Regions from separate parts of the Homo sapiens genome. Here region 2 is linked to region 1. A link is an interaction called in ENCODE POLR2A ChIA-PET data of the cell type or tissue named here. Cell type or tissue: CD4-positive, alpha-beta T cell. All regions are shown on one strand. Each heading gives the region's core, and the rest is flanking DNA. Links, peaks and the distances in the headings are about the cores only.

Region 1 (5,487 bases), core at 246-5,245:
CAGAGGCACACCAGGACAGAAACACATAAGAAATGTGAGGCAAAAGCGGACCCACACCTACACCTGTAAGATACACAGAGAAACAAACACATACACAAACTTACACATAGACTCATGCACTGTGTAATCAACAGTTCTATACCCCACCAAGGCTCTTGTCCTGGTGTGTCCAGAATTGGTGGGTTCTTGGTTTCACTGACTTCAAGAATGAAGCCACAGACCCTCGTGGTGAGTGTCACAGTTCTTAAACGCAGCGTGCGCGGAGTTTCTTCCTTCTGGTGCGTTCGTGGTCTCGCTAGCTTCAGAAGTGAAGCTACAGACCTTCGCAGTGTTAACAGCTCATAAAGGCAGCGTGGACCCAAAGAGCTAGACACAAAAGTTCTCCACGTCCCCACTAGATTAGCTAGATACAGAGTGTCCACTGGTGCATTCACAAACCCTGAGCTAGACACAGAGTGCTGATTGGTGCATTTACAAACCTTGGGCTAGATACAGAGTGCCAATTGGTGTATTTACAATCCCTTAGCTAGACATAAAGGTTCTCCAAGTCCCCACCAGAGTAGCTAGATACAGTGTTGATTGATGCATTCACAAACCCTGAGCTAGACACAGAGTGCTGATTGGTGTGTTTACAAACCTTGAGCTAGATACAGAGTGCCGATTGGTGTATTTTCAACCCCTTAGCTAGACATAAAGGTTCTCCAAGTCCCCAGCAGAGTAGCTAGATACAGTGTCGATTGATGCATTCACAAACCCTGAGCTAGACACAGGGTGCTGATTGGTGTGTTTACAAACCTTAAGCTAGACACAGAGTGCCCACTGGTGTATTTACAATCCCTTAGCTAGACATAAAGGTTCTCCAAGTCCCCACCAGACTCAGAAGCCCAGCTGGCTTCACCCAGTGGATCCCGCACCGGGGCCGCAGGTGGAGCTGCCTTCCAGTCCCGCGCCGTGCGCCCGCACTCCTCAGCCCTTGGGTGGTCGATGGGACTGGGCGCCGTGGAGCAGGGGGCGGCGCTTGTCGGGGAGGCTTGGGCCGCGCAGGAGCCCACGGCGGTGGGTAGGCTCAGGCATGGCGGGCTGCAGGTCCCGAGCCCTGCCCCGCGGGGAGGCAACGAAGGCCCGGCGAGAAGTCGAGCACAGCAGCTGCTGGCCCAGGTGCTAAGCCCCTCACTGCCCGGGTCCGGCTGGCAGCTCCGAGTGCGGGGCCCGCTGAGCCCACGCCCACCCGGAACTCGTGCTGGCCCGCAAGCGCTGCGCGCAGTCCCGGTTCCCGCCCGCGCCTCTCCCTCCACACCTCTCGGCAAGCTGAGGGAGCCGGCTCCGGCCGCAGCCAGCCCAGGAAGGGGCTCCCACAGTGCAGCGGTGGGCTGAAGGGCTCCTCAAGCGCGGCCAGAGTGGGCGCCAAGGCCGACTAGGCGCCGAGAGCGAGCAAGGGCTGTGAGGACTGCCAGCACGCTGTCCCCTCTCACTGGGTTGCTATTAAAAATGGGCGCTGAATATAAAAATTAACCGGGCGTGGTGGTGCATGTCTGTAAGTCCCAGCTACTCCGGAGGCTGAGGTGGGAGAATAGTTTGAGCCCGAGAGACTGAGGCTACGGTGAGCCGTGATTGTGCAACTGCACTCCAGCCTGGGCGACAGAGTGAGACCCAGTCTCAAAACAAAATCAAACACGGGCGCTGCCCTGGGCAGGGGAGGTCTGGGCACAGCTGTGCTGATGTGGGCAGTGGACAGGTGTCACGTGAGAGCCTGTGGCCAAGCCTAAGCTGCGGTTAAGGTGGGAGGCTGAAGGGTTTGGAGTGTGCACCACCCCGGACCACCTCTCAGTAGGAATGTGGCAATGCACTTCGGTGCTGGATTCCTACTTCTGGCTGTGTGATTTGCGACACGTTACCCCACGCACCTGTACCACAACTTCCTCATCTCCCAAATGGGATGACAGTAGTTAGCAAACCTCCCTGGACTGCTGTGAGCATTCTGCCAGAAAAATGTACTCCAAGCTCTTGAAGTAGGCCTGGCGTTTGGTTGGTGCTCAGTACATATTCAATGTTTCTGTCGCTGGCGTCATCACTGTGTTCATGGCAGAGCTCTGTGCCGCCAGGACTGGGCCGCCACCCAGACCTTCCTTTCCCGCCCCAGGGGTGAACTGTGGACAGGACCCTCTGGGGGGACTAGGCCAAGGCTCTCCCACCTCTGGGGACCCGCGCCCATGGGCCTCAGATATGTGGCTCGAGAAGGGGGAGTGGGGGCAGGGCCCCTGGAAAACCCCTCGAGGCCAGACCCACCACTCCCAATATCCGTAAGACCAGGGGCTTGAGTCTTTCCTGCAGACAGATGTGGGCAGGAACCCACCCGACTCCCAGCTACGTGGGGACGTGGACGAACTAACAGGACAAATTCTAGTTCCTGGACACCGCCCTCCCAGTATCCTCGCAATTAGACACCCATGCAGCGGCACTACACTGATCCGCACACGGAGATACACAGCGACATCCGCCCGCAAGAGCATGGTGGGTGCCGGAGCTCCCGGCTGTGGGCCCAGGAACTACATTTCCTAGAAGGATGTGCTAGATACTCGTTCGCGTCGGGACGCAAGCACCGGCCCGAACTCGCTCTAGGAAATGGAGTCTGACGCCTGCGCGGCGCAAACGCTCCCGGGAGGTGTAGTTTGCGCCTATTTCGCGCAGGCGCGCTTTCCCGCAGCGGCCGCCTGCTGCTCTTTGTGGCAGTCGCAGTCCTTTTGTGGGAGTCCGGTCTGTCCACTTGCCGGTCCCTCAGACCGTCGGCGGTCTCTGTCCGCTTCGGGACCTGTCCGCTGGTCGCTCCGCGTCCGATGGCTCCTGGCCGCGGAACCTTAGGCCTGGCCCTGGTCTCCGAGCGCGGGTTCGCCGGGAGGAGCGTGTGGCGGGGGTGTGCCGGGGCGTGAGTGCGCCGAGCATGGGGCTGAGCCTGGTGTGGGGAGTGGGTATCTGCGGAGCCGGCCTGAACCCCACCTCAGCCGGGCGCGGGGAGGGGGCTCCGTGCGTGTGATCGTGCAGCTGTGAGCGCGTGGCCGCCCCGCGGGGCTCCGCTGCAGGCCCCTCAGCCCCAGGAGCAGTACTCGCTCTTCAGGGCCTGCCCTGGATCCTGGAGGCTACACAGCTGCCCACTCCTCCTGGGGAGGCTGCCGTGGAGGCCATGGAGATCCCTGCCCCGGAGCCCGAGAAGACAGGTACAGCTTCACTCTTGTAGTCAGTATGTCTGTGGATTTGCACTTGAGGATATTGACACTCAGAGAGATCAGGCCAGTTTCCCAGAAGCATCCAGCATCTTTTTTTTTTTTTTTAAATGGAATCTCACTCTGTCACCCAGGCGGGAGTGGTGCAATGGCTTGATCTCCGCTCACTGCAACCTCTGCTTCCCGGGTTCAAACTATTCTCCCGCCTCAACCTCCCAAGTAGTTGGGATTGCAGGCGCGCGCCACCACGCCCGGCTAATGTTTGTATTTTTAGTAGAGACGGGGTTTTGCCATGTTTCCCAGGCTGGTCTTAAGCTCAAGCGATCCGCCCGCCTCGGCCTCCCAAAGTGCTGGGATTACAGGCGTGAGCCATCGCTCCTGGCCTCCTGCTTCTTTCTTCCCCGCGCCCAATCATTTGTTCCCACTCAGACGTGCTTGATTGGGGGTAGCAGCTCTTTTCGTCATGAATTGGAGTGTCTGAGACACAGGCAGATTATTCCTCGATGCTGTTTCTGTTGGTGCTAGCTACTGGGGCTCGTTCCCCACCTGGCCTTGCTGGCAGGTTCTGCCTCCTCTCTGATTCTCACTTGTGCCACGACAGGTGGGCTTTAAGCTCAGCCGTGAGCCTGGTAGCCGTGACCTTGACTCATTTCTCCTTCGCCAGCTCTTTCCTCTCAGGATCCTGCTCTTTCCCTGAAAGAGAATCTCGAGGATATATCGGGTTGGGGTCTTCCCGAAGCCAGGTCCAAGGTGAGTGGCTGTGTGTTCTTCCTTCTTTATGAAGAGGGTTGGCACATTCCCTCCCCAGCCCTGGATCGTCAGCCTTCCACAGACCTTCACCCGGGTACCTGCTGGCCAGTCCTCAGGAAGCTCTGGGCAGTGGGAACAGCTCCAAGTGAAGAGTCCAGATGTTGCCCGAGGTGTGCCCTCGAGATGTGCTCTATTGAATGTCTCGCCCAGTCCAATTCAGTGGGTCAGTTGCTGGGGATCTCTCTGCCCAGCGCTGTGCTGGGAGCTCTGAGGAGTGGTTTTAGTGGAATCTGAGAAAGTAGTTGACGGCTCACATGGGGTCGCTTTGCCTATCCACGTGCTGGCCAGGGGTTGGTGCAGGATGTTTGCACGGTTGGTTTACTGGGACTGGAATCAGACAGGGGCACGTGGAGCAGCTCAGGAAGGGCTGGATTGCAGCACTTGGTTAAGAGTGGCGGTAGGGGACACATCCCTGTGTGCTTTCCTCTGTACCCAGCCCCTGGCATGGGGCCTTCATGGAGAGTCCTGGAGATTTAGAGAATCTGGGGGCTCAGCAAGGAATTGGCCCTGGGAACTTCTGCAGCCAAATGGGACCCAGATCCCTCCTTTTACAGACTGTGAACTCTGTTCCTCATTTTGTTTTTCTACCGCAACCACCTCACCCCATGGTTGTATTTAGAAGGGTGCAGTTGACAAAGAGAGCACAGTAGAGTGAAAGATGTGGAGGAATAAGGGGTCTTTGGGTTTTTGTTTTTTTTTTAGCATTTTGTGATTTTGTCAGTCTGCCACTCAAAAGAGGTGATGGCAGATTATAGCCAGCTAGAAACAGCTGCAAAACGTGTATTGTGAGCTGTGCCTCACTTCTGTAGTGTGTCACAATGCTTTATAGTCCTCAAGAAACTTGACAGTCAAATGCAATGCATGTTCCTTGCTTAGGGGATAGATCCAAAAAAATTGATAAAGGGCAGTTTGGGACAAGAGGAAATTTGAAAATGGGCTGTATCTTAGGTCATATTGTATCAATATGAAATTTATTGCATGTGATAATAGTACTGTGATTATGTAAGAGAATATCCACAGGAGATACAAGCTGAAGACTGTAGAGTGAGACATCATGATGTCTGCAACTTACCTTCAAATGGTTCAGCAAAAAAAAATGTGTGTGCATGTATGTATGTCTGTATGTGTCTGTGCAGCTCCGTCTAGGTGGTAGGGCCCTCATGCATGTGTTATTCCTATTCCTAAAATATTAGCTTGTTAGATCTTTGAATAACCAGTTGACTCTCCTGAGTACACATCAGCTTTGGCATTTTCTCTTGACAGTCTCATTCTCACTCACAGTTCAAGTTGTTCTGTCTCCTGGGACATCTTGTGTGGTCTGTTCTGACTTCTCTGCTAGTGTCATTACCACATCAGCATCTGATTCCAATGCATACTGTCTGGGTTTTTTATTCCTTTCCCTGCAGAATGATGACACATTAGACATGGACTTCTCCCAGTGGCCAGAAATACCCATCAA
Region 2 (5,258 bases), core at 1-5,000, 71 kb before region 1:
CCCGGGGTGAGACAGACAGGACCGCCCTAGAGCCTCTGGGTCAGGACAGTCGGAGCCAGAGTCCCCATCTGGGCCTCCGTGGCCCCCAGCCCGTGAGCCCAGACTGCGCTCTCCCCGCTCCACAGGCCAGCTGCTGGGCCGGGGCTGGGGGGCTTCTGGTGGCTGGGGCTGAACCGTCTAGGAACAGGCTTTAATAGGAGGGGCTCGGGTGGAGGAATGGCTCCTGCAAAGGCCCTGCCAGAGTCAGGTCAGGTGGGTGGGCGAGAGGACCAGTGTGGCCAGGCTGCGGAAGCCAGCACAGGAGACAAGGGCGGGTGCTGTGCATTACAGAGGCTGCTGGGGGCTTGTCCATAGAGCAGCAGGGGGCACGGAAGGGCTTGGGGACGCAGACACGATCAGACTTGCATTTCATCAGGCACTCTTTAGCTGCCTGCTGGGTGGCTGGGCTGTGTGAGATGACCCTGCTTTGACCAGGTTAGGAATTATGACTGGTTTCCAGAGAGAACATTGGTTAGTAATTGGCTATGGGGAAGAGGGGGCGTTGAGCCAACCAACTGGGGTCCCCCTGAAGTGCCAGCAAAGTGTCTGGTTTTCTCCAGGATCTGTTTCCTCAGTCCCTGGCAGGATTGGCTCCCCTGCACGCCATGTCCTTGTGGTCCCTTCCAGACAGAAACCAGGCATGAATAAAGTGAATAATGACAAGCGCTCAGGCCACTGCCGTGGAGGGCGGTCCACAACCCAGAGCTGGTCATGCGCCGGGCACCCTGGCCTCCAGGTCCCTCAGAATGGCAGGAGCTGGAGGTGGGACTCGAGATTGTGGGAGCTGAGTCTGTAGTGAGTGACCAGGAGCCAGCTGGGGCTGGGCTTGGTCACTGTCACCTCCCCCGGAGGTGGTGAGTGGGATGATTAGCTGGGTGAAGACGCCTGCCTGTTTCACCAGTGTCCCTGCCCTCAGTCCCCCAGTCCATGAAGAGTGTCTGTGTGGAGACTGGGAGGATATAGGGCAGCCCCACGTGATGATATGTCTGTGGCCAGCTGGGCAACACTGTCGCCAGCTCCGGGGTCTGCCAGGTGGGGTGGGGGCTGTGAGCCACAGCAGGAGCAGGCCAGGCCTGGGTTTGGACACCTGCTCCTCTGCCTTGTCCGGGTGCTGATGCAGGAAGGCCCCTTCTCCAACCCTTGGTGCAACGTCTGACCTGAACCAGCTTCCCCAGCCCAGCAACACTGCTCCCCTAATGTGGATGTCAACCTAAAGAAACAAACTGAACCACAGTTCATATAGAGAGTTTGTCTGGGCCAAGGCTGAGAGAGCTGCCCAGGACACACCAAGTTGCCCTGGGAGTGCTTCATTCAGCCTTATTACAAGCAAGTTTTTAAAGACTGAAGGGGACAAGGAGTGGGCTGATATGAAGTCAGCAGGAATTCTGACTGCTTTCCAGAGAGAACCCTTAGTGACTGGCTATAAGGTGTTGGACTACTGGGTAAGAGTTATGGTGTCCAGCGTATGGCTTTTTATGCCTACTTGGTGTCAGTCTGGAACCCACAGAGCAATTGGCTTCAAGAGGTCGTTAGCTCAAGTAGGAGTGGGATGTGACTGCTGTTTCATTCCAGTGCCTCTCTGGGCCAGATAATTAAAGGGAGCTCACATTCCTCAGATAAAAAAGTTCCTTTCGCATTAGGAGAAATACGTAATGTAGATGATAGGTTCATGGGCACAGCAAACCACCATGGCACGTGTATACCTATGTAACAAACCTGCACGTTCTGCACATGTACCCCAGAACTTAAAAGAATATATATATGAATATATATATATACTTTATACATATATATATAAACTTCCATTGTGCGCGCGCGCACACACACACACACACACACACACACACAAAGTTCCTTTTCTTTTTCATGGACATGAGCAGTATGTCACTCAGGCATGGGGACTCCTGGGCCACCTCTGGGTCTTCAGGGAGGGCCTGGTCTGGAAGGAGGGGTCTCATCCTCCAGAGCCCCAGGGATGGGTGATATATGTGTAGGAATGGGGGAGCTGGTTCGCAGACGTGCGTTTCCCCTGTGTGTGTGGACACGATGGGCCCCATGGCTCTTCCCGTCGGGTGGTATCCACCGAAGGCCTTTGCTCTGCGGCCACTGTCCACCTCCACTTGGCCTCCCGAGTCCACCAGGCTGGCTGGTGACACCTTGGGTTAGTGTGGGGTGACTGGTGTGTGTTGGGGAGCTGCAGGTCCCCTGTCTCTGACACAGCTGTGTCTGGGCAAACACCAAGGTTTGAAGGAGTGGGTGCCTGTGTGTGTGTGTGTGTGTGTGTGTGTGTGTGTGCGCGCACGTGTGTCAAAAGGCTTTGCTGCATGCCTTTTGTGTGGCTCTTTGTCACATGTGCCTTTCTGTGTTTCTCTGTGAGTTTTCATGTGTCAGGTTGTATGTCTGTTGTGTGGGCGGAGAAACAGCTCTGCTGTGGGGCCCTGAGCCATTGCAGGATCCCCATAGGCCATGCAGAGGTGCACACAGCACCTGACCTAAGCCTGCTCCTCCCAGAACATCAGGCTGCACCCAGGCCACCGCTCACTCCGTCTGTCTCCCGAGACTGTTCCTCACTTCCTGCCTCACTGGCCCTGGTGAGGGTGAGGCTCCCTGCCCCCGGCCCTCAAAACAGAGCTGCAGATGAGGACGCCACCCAGCTGCAGTGTCAAGGGGCTCCTCCACAGTGGGTGTCCCGCAACGCATGCTCTCTGACCCCTTTTGTTTCAGTGTTGTCCTTTTTAGTGTGTGGCACCAGGACAGCAGGGAGCTGCCACCTCAGGCTTCTCTTATTTTCACTCTGTGAGTAATAAGGTCTGAATGAGAGGGGCTCATTGTGTCTTTACTGTCAAATCAGTCAGGCCTTGGCCTTGGCATGTCTTGCGTGTGCTTGACAAATGTATTGCTCATGGGGTCTGGTGGAGGCACAGCACCCTTTTAGAAGACAGGGTCTGTGCGGACCAGTTACGGGTGACATTTCCTAGGCACAGCTCTTGCCTAAGTGGTGTGGGATGGGAGGAGGGCGGGGCTTCCCACTGTCCCACCAGCAAAATGGGCTGTGTGGCCAGCTCCTCAGGACCCGAGAGCATTTGCTCCAGGTTGATAAAATGTTGCGGTGTTGGGTGGCAAGAGTAGGATTGAAACCAGCCACCCAGTTGGTGCTTTGTTACCATCAGAAGTGTTTGCTGAGTCAAAGCAAATGGCCACTCAAAACTGAGTGGGCTGAGTGTGGTGACTCACACCTGTAATCCCAGCACTTTGGGAGGCCAAGATGGGCAGATGGCTTGAGGCCAGGAGTTCAAGACCAGCCTGGGCAACAGGGTGAGAGCCTGTCTCTACAAAAAGTTTAAAAAATTCGCTGGCATAGTGGCATGTGCCTGAAGTCCCAGCTACTTGCCACTTGGGAGACTGAGGTGGGATCACTTGAGCCCAGGAGGTCCAGGCTGCAGTGAGCTGAGATCACACCACTGTACTGCAGCCTGGGCAACAGAACAAGAATCAAATAATAAATAAGTAAGTAAGTGAGTAAATCCATCCATCCACCCCAGAGTGAGTCAGCTGGGGCTGCTGCATTGCTCCTCCCTCACCCACAGGATTCCCTGGTTCCAGCCAGGAGACGATGGTCAACAGCCACTGCTGTAGTGGTGCCTAGTTAAAACTCTTTGGTTTCTGTCTCTGTAAAAAAAAGTGTCTAATTGCATTTGGGCAAAAAACTTGCAGTGAAGAGAGAAAAAGAGATGAAAGCAACCTGTGAGGGAGGCTCGGGTTGACGTGCGGCATGTGCTGTTTGAGTGTGATGAGTGTGTCGGTTTGCACTGTAGATGCTCAGGAAGTGAGGATATGTGGAGTGCTGACTGTATACATGATGCCTCCACTGGCTGGCTGAGTAGAGTTTCATGAAACAATGTTGGTGGACTCAGCCCTGAATCCCTCAGGCATTCAGAGAGCAACCTCTGTCTTTTTTTTTTTTTTTTTTTTTTTTGAGATGGAGGCTCGCTCTGTTGCCCAGGCTGGAGTGCAGTGGTGCAATCTCGGCTCGCTGCAACCTCTGCCTTCCGGGTTCAAATGTCCTGGCTTTAATTTCACAGATTCTTTCTTCTGTTTCTTCTGTTTGATCAAGTCTGCAATTGAAATTCTCTATTGCATTTTCATTTCATTCATTTATTTATTTTTATATATTTTTGAGACAGAGTCTGTGTCACCCAGGCTTGAATGCAGTGGTGCCATCTTGGCTCACTCCAACTTCCACCTCCCGGTTCAAGCGATTCTCCTGCCTCAGCCTCCCTAGTAGCTAGGATTACAGGCATATGCCACCATGCCTGGCTAATTTTTGTATTTTTAATACAGATGGGGTTTTGGCATGTTGGCCAGGCTGGTCTTGAACTCTTGACCTCAAGTGATCCGCCTGCCTCGGCCTCCCAAAGTGCTGGGATTACAGGAGTCCGCCACGGCACCCAGCTTGCATTTTCATTTTATTCATTGTATTCTTCAGTTCTAGAATTTCTGTTTGGTTCTTATTATTTCTGTATCTTTATTGAACTTTTAGTTTTGTTCATCTACTATTTTCTTGATATTATTGAGTTGATATATACATTCTAGTAAATTTCACTGAGCTGTCTTAAATCAATTATTTTGAATTGTCAGACAATTTGTAGATCTCTATTTTTGGGGGGTTGATTACAGGAGATTTATGAGTTTATTTTGGTAGTGTCATATTTGCTGATTCTTCATGATCTACAGACTTTCATTAATGTCTATGAAGAAGCAAATACCTCTTCTTTTTTTTTTTTTTTTTTTTTTGAGACAGAGTCTTGCTCTGTCACTCAGCTGGAGTGCAGTGGCGTGATCTCAGCTCACTGTAACCTCCACCTCCCAGGTTCAAATGATTCTCCTGCCTCAGCCTCCCAAGCAGCTGGGATCACAGGCATGTGCCACCACGCCTGGCTAATTTTTTTGTATTTTTTGTAGAGACAGAGTTTCACCGTGTTGTCCAGGCTGGTCTCAAACTCCTGGCCTCAAGTGGTCTGCCCGCCTTGGCCTCCCAAAGTGCTGGGATTACAGGTGTGAGCCACCATGCCCAATCTCTTTCTGTCTTTATAGATTGGTTTCAGCAGGTACAAACCTTTTCCTGCTGGATCCCTTGACTGGATCACAGTCAAGTGGGCCTGGAGCCATATCACATGGCTGCTGCCTGGTCTGCAGCTGAATCTCTGATTGGCAGGCCT

Evidence for each region. ChIA-PET counts read pairs that join two places held together with the same protein. Peaks named below come from ENCODE experiments on the same cell type or tissue, not always from the same donor. Only the 100,000 strongest peaks of a DNase experiment are listed, where the experiment ranks them.
Region 2: POLR2A ChIA-PET joins it to region 1 with 11 read pairs; 16 of 35 experiments call an interaction of 5 or more read pairs at or near these places.

Annotation. Positions count from the first base shown.
Region 1 is chr22:20,391,451-20,396,937 of GRCh38, forward strand. It overlaps ZNF74 (zinc finger protein 74), which reads left to right and starts at 2,701. Exons shown (of 5, transcript NM_003426.4): 1 at 2,701-3,212; 2 at 3,883-3,968. The coding sequence starts at 3,179. RefSeq lists enhancers at 1,811-2,800, 2,202-2,271, 2,742-2,881. In CD4-positive, alpha-beta T cell, for the core only: no CTCF peak of the experiment used is centred there; a DNase peak (open chromatin) is centred at 2,611; H3K4me3 peaks cover 1,572 bases; H3K27ac peaks cover 955 bases.
Region 2 is chr22:20,320,500-20,325,757 of GRCh38, forward strand. No RefSeq gene overlaps it. Among named protein-coding and RNA genes, the nearest start is that of DGCR6L, 3.1 kb to the left of the region's middle. RefSeq lists an enhancer at 1-634. In CD4-positive, alpha-beta T cell, for the core only: no CTCF peak of the experiment used is centred there; DNase peaks (open chromatin) are centred at 2,472 and 3,822; H3K4me3 peaks cover 659 bases; H3K27ac peaks cover 283 bases.